Regions from separate parts of the Homo sapiens genome. Here region 1 is linked to region 2. Evidence: chromatin loops called from intact Hi-C (ENCODE). Cell type or tissue: dorsolateral prefrontal cortex. All regions are shown on one strand.

Region 1 (5,000 bases), 240 kb after region 2:
CTGTTTGCTCTAGAAACAGAGACCCTAAACGCTAAGCTGAAACTTAGTTCAGAGGTCAACTCTCTCCTACCTCCAAAAGCAGAAATCCTTTCCACAGCATCCTGACCTGCACTGCCTTAAAGCTAAATACTTTCAGACACAGGAAAATCACTTCAATAATGCTGCTGGGCCAGGCACGCTGGCCACTTACGCCCAGGAGTTTGAGACCAGCCTGGGCAACACAGCAAGACCCCATCTCTATTTATAAATAATAATAATATTGCCAGACAGCCTTAACTGTTAATGCTTTTTTCTGTTATATTAATTTTCTCTGCTACAAATTATCACACATTTAGTGCCTTAAAACAAGACAAACTAATTATTTTATATTCCTGTAGGTCAGAAATTTAATTCAGCTCCAGGCTGGCTAAGATCAAGGAACTAGAAGGGACGCAACTCCTTACTAGACAGAGGCTCTGAAGAGGGTTCTGTTTCCTTGCCTCTTCCAGCTTCTGAGACCACCCACATTCCTTGTCCCGGAGCCCCTTGCTCCATTTTCAAAGCCAGAAACACCAGCCGAATCCTTCTCACATTGCCAGCTGTCGTCTCTCTGGATGTCTTTTTTTGTCTCCCTCTTCTGCTTTAAGGGACCTTGGGACCATGCTAGGCCCACTTAGATAATCCAAGATATTCTATCTGCTGATTAACAACTTTTAATTCCCCTTTGCCATGTAATGTACCATTATCCACAGATTCCATGGCTACAGAGGAGGCATGTCTGGGGATCCATGATGCTGCCTATTACATCTGTTAAGTTGAAATGAGCTCCTCTGTAACTTCCATCCAGAACTTCGGGTACCACAGACCGAAGAACACTTCTGTAACACAATTCTGCAGTTTTCTCTCCTTTCCTCCTTAACTTCACCATTCCTCTCCTCCTCCTCACCCACATAGTTCTTCAGGTTCTGTTTGCTTCCCAAGATTCAAGTTTTACATTTACTTTTGTTAAACTCTACAAAGTTCAGTCCTCCACTCATCCCATCCAGTCCGACACTGGTCCAGGCGTCTGTGAATGCTGCTTCTCATTTGTCATCTCATCTCAGACACTGGACTGACAGCACAGGCAGCAGAAGTGAGAGATTTGGAATCACTTTTTGGGTCTCGCTTTTCTCATCTTTATCCACAGGGAAGATGATGTGTTTCCAAAGGCCACGGTGGTAATATGAGGAGATAATGCATATAAAATTCACCTGTAATCTATAATGTACTATAAAATTCACAGTCATTAACAATACCTATCATCACTCCTGTTCACTTGTCAATTTGAAATATTGACCACAATAGAGATGAAGACAGAGCCTCAAATCACATCTAGAGACACTGACACCTTTCCTCAACGAGACAAGAGTCTGTAATCAATAAACACGATAAAGACTGTCACCATGGAGCCAGTCTTGGCCCCAACCCACGTTTGTCGGGTGTGTGGCACAGATGCAACACTGGCTTTTTCCAAACAGAAAAATTAGGACTTTTTCTGATTTGTGTTTATGACGGGTCTTACGTATTGAGTATAACAGCTCAAACAGGTATAAATTTCTCAAAAGGCATGATTAGACATGTTATAGAATTCTTTCTGGGACTAAAAAAAAGGCCATCATTAACACGTGTGTTGAGTGAATTAAAGACTTTAGGGTCTATTTGTGGGCAAGTCCTGAAAAACAACAAAAAGTCGAAGCAGAAGCCGGTTTCAATGATGGGCAGAGGAAGCGGACAGCAACAGAAAACAAAAATACACCCCATCAAAAGTTTCCAAATTCTTTCCCAAATCATCCTTCTCTTATACTCATTACTTCCACAACTGAAACAGTTTAGTCCCCAGATAAGAGTCTGGATTCGTTTCTCCTCTATTACCTCTTACTCAGTAAGCCCATTTATTCATGGATCTGTTCTTTTTTCTGAGACAGAGTCTCACTCTGCTGCCCAGGCTGGAGTGCAGTGGCACAATGTTGGCTCACTGCAACCTCGACCTTCTGGGTTCAAGAGATTCTACTGCCTCAGCCTCCCAAGTAGCTGGGATTACAGATGTGCGCCACCACACTAATTTTTGTATTTTTTAGTAGAGATGGGGTTTCACTATGTTGGCCAGGTTGGTCTTGAACTCCTGACATCAAGTGATCCACCTGCCTCGGCCTCCCAAAGTGCTGGGATTATACGCGTGGGCCACCATGCCCAGCCATCCTGGATCTGTTTGGTTTAAATTTCATGTTTTTGCCTTTTGGCAGTAAATATGAAAAATGCAACACTCTCCAAAGACTGACCCTTCCCATTTCAAGGGTAAGGAAGAATGAAGCCTCACCCAAGTATGTGGGATCTGAAGTCCTTGGAGGCGGGTGCTAGGCCAGGGGACAGAGTGGATCATCCCTGCAAAACCTCCGTCCTCTGGAGACCTGGCTGTGGGGGCAGAAGGATCAGGAAGTGAAGGCTACTCCTGCCCAGTGAAGAATGGGAGTGAGCAGCTCACGCGGTGGCAGCATTTGGCGGATGACAACAACTTTGTTACAAGCTTTATTGGGGAAAAGCCTGCTGGAACAAAGGCAAGCAGATAACCTCTAAGGCGCGAGGCAGGGGGACAGCAGGGGCACAGGGTCAGGAGCAGGCTGTGGACCTTCCCTTCCTATCCAGAGGGCTTGGAAGAGCTGGGGAGAATGACCTGGTTGCAAAAATGAAAACATCAAGAGGACTGTCCCCAACCAGAGACAGTCTAATAGGCACTGATGGCTGCAACGAGACGCTGGCATTTTAAAACACTACTTTGAACCTCTCTTCTTCATCCTCTCCGAGCAATGATCAAAGAACCAAGATTTCAAATTGTGAAGCAATTTTTTCCAATGGTAGCATCTGGCTCCTTGGCAGGCGGTGCTGGGAGCTGGGCCCTGTGGCGGGCAGCCGTCCAGGCCTGCCACATGGTAAGGCTCGGCCAGGCAGGGCACGCAGTGCGGCATTGCAGCTGCTCCCACAGGCACCAAAGGACAATCGCTCTGCACTGGGCCTGGGGCTGTGGGGCAACAGTGCCCCTAGAGGCAGCACTGCCATGGGCAGAGAGAAGGGGGAGGTCTGGAGAAAGCTGGCTGCTCTAAAAGGCTCCTCGCCCTCTCATTTGCAGGCAAGTGCCTTCTGGCTAAGACCCTTGAAGCCAGTCCCATTGACATTCAGAGGCTTGGGGTGGGTGGGGAAGCTGGGCCAACCGTGAGACAGCTCCCCAGCAAGGAAGCCAGCATGTAGGGGGAGTGAACGAGCTGCCCTCAGAAAAGAGTCTTTGAGTGTGTTCACTTCGGCCCTTATGCCCTGCCCAACCCAATGATGAGACAGCAGCTGTAGCCTGCCTGCCACAGCTGTTTTAAATAAGAATAATAGGAATAAACTCAGCCGTGGCTCTTCAAGTTACTTCCCGCTAATTATGGCATATATTTACATCTACAAAATAGAAGATTTTTAAAAACACCACCAAGGGCCCCTTTATTGTGCAGATTGGCACCCCTATTTGAATTTCATAAACATTTGGCACTTCAAAGAATCTTAAAAGCTTGCTCTAATTATGCTATGCACTGGTTGAAAGGCTGCCCGTCTGCACTGCAAATTCCTACAAATACCAGCATTTAGTTTTTCAAAAATTCAATTAATATCACCCACACAACTTCAGGTGACCACTAGTGGCAACTTCACATAGTGGCTAGGATGAAAGAGTCAGGTCTCAGCTCCAACTACAAAGCAGCTACACGGGCCAGTTCTTTCCAATAGAGGCAAGTAATGAATTCTGGGTGCCCAGCTGAGCTGGCCCCAAACCTTTCTCATTCATCAGGTGTGTGAACACTGGCCCAGACACCACCTTTCCCAGGAAACAGGACCTTTTTATGGTTTCAAGGTTTTGTGCATGAAAAGTTTTTCATAGAACAACAATAACAACCCCAAGCCAATGATACGTAAGTGAACTAACAAGTGCAGAGCTGCCAGATAAAACGGGGAACCCAGTTAACTCACATCTCAAATGAACAGCAAATACTTTTTCAGTACATATGAACATATATACCAAATACTGTATAGGACATGTACACCAAAAAAGTATTCACTGTTTATTTGAAATGCAAATTTAACTGGGCAACCTGATAAATCTGACAACTCTACTTATCAAGAAACCTTTACCACAGAGAATAAAAACTGAGACTTACCCTCAAATTCTCATTGCTGTAAAAGGCATCATATGTCCAAGACACTTTAGGTAGGGAAAATGAAGTTGCAGGAAACACTTGGAGCATAATCCCTTTTTAGTAAAAACAAGTGATGTATATGTATACGTATAATGGTTGTAGATACATACGTATAAGTCTAAAAGGATACATTCCAAATTTTGGGATCTGGCTGACCACAGGCATGTATGTGTGCAAGGAGGATCTCACTTTTTATTCTATATTCTTTTCAACTGCTCAAACTATTCATAACAAACCTGCATCACTTTTTTAATTTAAAAAGTAAATTAACATGGGGTGGACTGGGGGGTAGGAGGTACCGTGGATCTTTACCTGCACATGGAGAGGGGGTCTCTCACACCACCAAGGGCCTAGGTTCAGTTTTAAGCAACTGACTGAGATCCCTGAAGTGTCCAGTTAATCCAACTACGCCTTGCAAAACTGGGTCTGAAAATATGCAGCCACCCCGACTATGGCACATCAATTCTTTCCTTCTCAGGTTTTTCTTGAGGTGAAATGGTAAAGGTGACAGCATGAATCAAGCTAATTGTGGCAGCAGCTCAGGTGGGATCGTGGCTTAGCATCTCAGTCTGTAGCCACAGAAGGGAGTGGAATTAAATGGCCCCAGAAGGAAGGGACAGACCCCTGACCTGGGCTTTCTTAGCAATCACAGAGACAAAGGACCCAGGACAGAAAGTCTTTTAGGAATAGCTGTTGGAATGAATTCCTCCAGGTCAAGGCAACTCCCAATGCAAGAGATTCTGCCCGGAAGCCCTG
Region 2 (5,000 bases):
AAAAGATTGAAACTGGACTCCTTCCTTACACCATATACAAAAATCAACTTAAGATGGATTAAAGACTTAAAAACCCAAAACTATAAAAACACTGGAAGACAATGTAGGTAATTCCATTCTGGACATAAGAATGGGCAAACATTTCATGACAATGACAACAAAAGCAAAAATTGACAAATGCATTCCAGTTAAACTAAAGAGCTTCTGCACAGCAAAAATAAACTATCAACAGAGTGAACAGACAACCTACAGAATGGGAGAAATTTTTGGCAAACTATGCATCTGACAAAGGCCTGATATCCAGCATCTATAAGGAACTTAAACAAATTTCCAAAAATACCCAAACCACCCCATTAGAAAGTGGCCAAAAGGACATGAACACTTTTAAAAAGAAGACATACATGTGGCCAACCATCATATGAAAAAAAGCTCAACATCACTCATCGTTAGAGAAATGCAAATTAAAACAAGGAAGGCCCAGTGTTGTGGCTCATGCCTATAGTCCCAGCACTTTGGGAGGCTGAGTTGAGCAGATTGCTTGAGCTCAGGAGTTCGAGACCAGCTTGTGCAACATCGCTACAAAAAACCCAACTCTACAAAAATACAAAAATTAGCCAGGTATAGTGGTGCTTTCCTGTACTTCTGGCTACTCAGGAGGCTGAGGTGGGAGGCTCACTTAAGCCTGGGAGGTGGAGGTTGCAGTGAACTGAGACTGCCCTCCAGCCTGGTAACAGAGTGAGACCCTCTGTCTCAGAAAAAAAAAAAGAAAAGAAAATCACAGTGAGATACCATCTCACATCAGTCAGAATTACTATTATTAAAAAATCTAAAAATAACAGATGTTGGTGAGGTTGTGAAGAAAAAGGAACACTTATACACTGTTGATGGAGTGTAAATTAGTTCAACCAATGTGGACAACAGTGTGGCAATTCCTTAGAGACCTAAAAACAGAAATACCATTCAACCCAGCAATCCCATTACTGGGTATATATCCAAAGGAATATAAATAATTCTACCATAAAGATACATGCACACATATATTCATTGTAGCACTATTTACAATAGCAAAGACATGGAATCAACCTAAATGCCCATCAATGGTAGACTGGATAAAGAAAATGTGATACATATAAATCATGGAATACTATGCAGCCATGAAAAAGAACGAGATCATATCCTTTGCAGGAACATGGATGGAACTGGAGGCCCTTATTTACAGCAAAGTAATGCAGGAACAGAAAACCAAATACTGCATTTTCTCACTTATAAGTGGAAGCTAAATGATGAGAACACATGGACACATAGAGGTGAACAACACACAGTGGACCCTATTGGAGGTTGGAGATTGGAAGGAGGGAGAGGATCAGGAAAAATAACTAATAGGTACTAGGCTTAATACCTGGGTGATGAAATAATCTGTACTACAAATCTCCATGACACAAGTTTACATATATAACAAATCTGCACGTGTACCCCTGAACTTAAAATGAAAGTTAAAAGAAAGAAAGATTAAGTAACTTTCCCAAGTTCATATATAGTTACTGACAGGGACATGATTAGAACCCGGATCTCCTGACTCCGAAGTCAAAGTGTTTTGTACCACCCAATAGCCCCAAATCTATTATTCCATTATTATATGTAGGTTATTTTCCTTGAAAATGCATTAGCTGTGTTATTATGGCCCTATCACACAAAACTAGAGAATCACCATGTAAATTGTACCCATTGAATTGCAGCACATAGGCTAAAAATTGACCTTAGTTTCATTTAAAGACTTAGAGATTCAACATTCATGCTGCTTTCTAAGTCTTGTAGGACATATCTAAGAAACATCAGTTCCAGCCGGGATCCCCACAGGACTCTGACAATTATGCCAATTACTCAAAGGATGTAACCTCACCCTGTTCAAGTGCAAGTCTCCTAAAAGCCCCGTGACTTAGGCTCATCATTTGTAAAATAGGAAGGAAAATAACCTCTTCCTTGCTCCCCTCATAAGGTTATTGTAAGAATTCAATGAAGCAATATATGTAAATTTCTTTGCAAACCTCTAAGTGCCTTGCTCATAGAAGATGCTATTGTTATTGCTGCATTTTTTTAATCCAGTGTCTGCTTATTTCTATTCTTGTGTTTTTATCTCCTATTTTTACAAACAGGATGTTGGACTTTATCGAAAGCCATTCAGGCATTCATTGAGATGATTATCTAACTCTTCTTATATAACAGGCATTTTTCAGGTAGAATCAGCTCTAGGGTAAGAATTTTAAAAAATTAAAAAGAGGGAAAAAGCAATCTTTTACACCATGCAAAGCTCTCACCTAAGTGTTTAGCTTACACACGTTGCATAACAAGTCTGTAAGGGTAAAATCTATATCTCCGTGTTAGATGTAGGAGATAAGAAAAACAAACCTGAGGTCATTCCTTTACAATAGGATTTGACTTTAAGCTTCCTCAGTATAGTAAAATTACTCAGCACAGTACATGGCTCAGAAAATGTTCAATGAATGAAGACTTTCAAATACTGCCCTGATGCATCTATTGGTGATTATCAGGACCACCCCACCACCATATTGGATGGGCCTTTGGAATCAGATATTTGGAAAGCAGCCATAGGAGGGAGGCTTACAAATCCTTACTTCTCAGCATGGAGCATGGTGGAAAGATGTTCTCTCATAGAGATTCAGATTTATATTAAGTCTGTTGTTGCTGACTTTTTCCTGTATTATGGATGATATTGGGAGCAGAATTTCCTGATGATGACCATTTGACATTTTATTAGAACATCCAGAAAATGCAATGGTCACTAGGAGGCAGCATGGATTAACTAAGAACCAAATTGCTTGGGGGCAGGATTATAAGATGTGTAGATTAAGAAAATATCAAAACAGCATTATAAATAATGTATTTTTAAAAATTAATGATGTTTTAAAGAACATATTTTAATTGTAATTAATGTATTTATTTTTGATGCCTCAACAGCTTTATTAAGTGCTTTTTTTTCTTTTTTTTTTTTGAGAAGAGTCTCGCTCTGTCACTCAGGCTGAAGTGCAGTGGCACGATTTCAGCTAACTACAACCTCCGCCTCCTGGGTTCAAGCGATTCTCGTGCCTCAGCCTCACAGGTAGCTGGGATTACAGGCATGTACCACCATGCCCAGCTAATTTTTTTTCCTTTTTTTTTTTTTTTTTTTTAAGTAGAGATGGGGTTTCACCATGTTGGCGAGGCTGGTCTCAAACTCTTGACCTCAAGTGAGTCACCTGCTTTGGCCTTCCAAAGTGCTAGGATTAGAGGCATGAGCCACTGCACCCGGCCTATTAAGTCCTTCGTTCTGTGGATGACAGGACCTCATCGCTGAAGAGCTGGAAAAGAAGCCAGGAAGTTGTGCTCTCAGTACAACTAAAGGGGTACAGAGGTGCTCTGAATTTCTTAGGACCCTCATTCCATCCATCCTAAGCATGGGCATGATATATTGCCAATTTTTGTTCATGGTATCTAGCTGCTTTATCTCATCTGGGCTAAAGGTGAAGTCATAAAATATTTTGAGCCAGATGGAGAAAACGGGTCTCGACATAGTTAGGAAATTTTGAACAACTGGTTGAAAATTATACCCTCCCAAATATTGATCAAGTGGCATGATCCTTGACCCTGTCCTATGTGGTGGTTTTATTCATGCTTTTGTCAAAAGTTGATGATGTACTTATCAAATTTAGAGATGTTGTAAAGCTAGAAGGAATAGAGACCATGGTCTGTGATAGAATAAACCAGCACTTTGTGTATTTCTCAGCACATAATAGTGCTCAATAAATGGCTGATGAGTTTTGATAATTGACTAATTGCTTAGAACCAATGAGTGGAAGTTACAGAGACATGTATTTGAGCCCCAATAAGGGCTAATATTAGCCTTGCTAAACACTGAAAAGTGATGAATCATAAAACAATAAGTTCTCCTTTTTGCAAAGGTGTGAAAGCAGGGTATATTTAACATATGACCCTCCAGCAGGAGATCTTGGAGTAGAGGGCAGTGCCAAGGCTCTGCCCAGATCTCCCTGCATCCTCTTTACCATCTCAAATGTTGTTTCCAACTTCTGTGTTCTTGTGCCAATGATGCAGTTGTGGGGACCCCAGTTCCCTTACCTTGAGTTTGGATAAACTCTAAGATGTAATTTATCTCCCCTGAGGCTCCCCTGTGGCATCAAACTGACTCTGTGACTTGGTCTCAAGTCTCTCCCTGATCGAGCCTCTTTTCTTTCCTTTTTCTGCTTCTCTGGTTCTCTTACCGGTTTCTCCTGGGAGTGCTTCTTTAATATAACCCTTGCACACAAAAGCTTGACTCAGGGTCTGTTTCTAAAGCAGCTGACCTGCTGGGCATGGTGGCTCACACCTATCCCAGCACTTTGGGAGGCTGAGGTGGGAGAATCACTTGAGCCCAGGTGTTCAAGACCAGCCTGGGCAGTATAGGAAGACCCCATCTCTATAAGAAAATGTAAAAATTAGCCCAGTATGGTGGCATGTGCCTATAGTCTCAGCTACTCAGGAGGCTGAGCTGGGAGGATCACTTGATCCTGGGAGGTTGAGGCGGCAGTGAGCTGTGATCACGCCATTGCACTCCGGCCTTTGGCACAGAGTGAGATCCTGTCTCATTAAATAAAGGGAGAGAGAAAAAAAGAAGCTGATCCAAGGCAATTGATAAGGAAGGATCTGATTCGATCAATATTGATAGATGATCTTTTCAGTCCAAATAGTATAAAAATACACTGATTTAGCAATCCCACAAAAACTGTCTTTCAAAAACCTAGATGATGCACTATCCTATCTGTCTAAACTCAGAGTTCACTATTAAAACTTGGAGGAATTGAGTCACTAGGCATTGCTGGGGCTTCGGAGGCTGGTCAGTCTGTGGACAAGAAAAAGAAGCTGGAACAAAATAGACTAAGAAAATGGTAATGTAGGAACTGACTTCCAATGGAGAAAATCAACAGTCTACATAACAGGATCCCAAACAG

The links. A loop is a pair of places that touch in the nucleus more often than their neighbours do. Peaks named below come from ENCODE experiments on the same cell type or tissue, not always from the same donor. Only the 100,000 strongest peaks of a DNase experiment are listed, where the experiment ranks them.
Region 1: a loop joins it to region 2, with 8 times the contacts of the local background. A loop is called at or near these places in 3 of 110 quality-filtered maps.

Annotation. Positions count from the first base shown.
Region 1 is chr11:12,912,780-12,917,779 of GRCh38, reverse strand. All of the region lies in intron 10 of TEAD1 (TEA domain transcription factor 1), which reads right to left. Among named protein-coding and RNA genes, the nearest start is that of TEAD1-AS1, 7.6 kb to the left of the region's middle. RefSeq lists enhancers at 2,121-2,984, 2,985-3,849. In dorsolateral prefrontal cortex, CTCF peaks have their summits at 2,852 and 3,051; a DNase peak (open chromatin) is centred at 2,979; H3K4me3 peaks cover 921 bases; H3K27ac peaks cover 1,579 bases.
Region 2 is chr11:13,150,741-13,155,740 of GRCh38, reverse strand. No RefSeq gene overlaps it. Among named protein-coding and RNA genes, the nearest start is that of BMAL1, 120 kb to the left of the region's middle. In dorsolateral prefrontal cortex, CTCF peaks have their summits at 2,613 and 2,817 (motif pointing right); no DNase peak of the experiment used is centred here.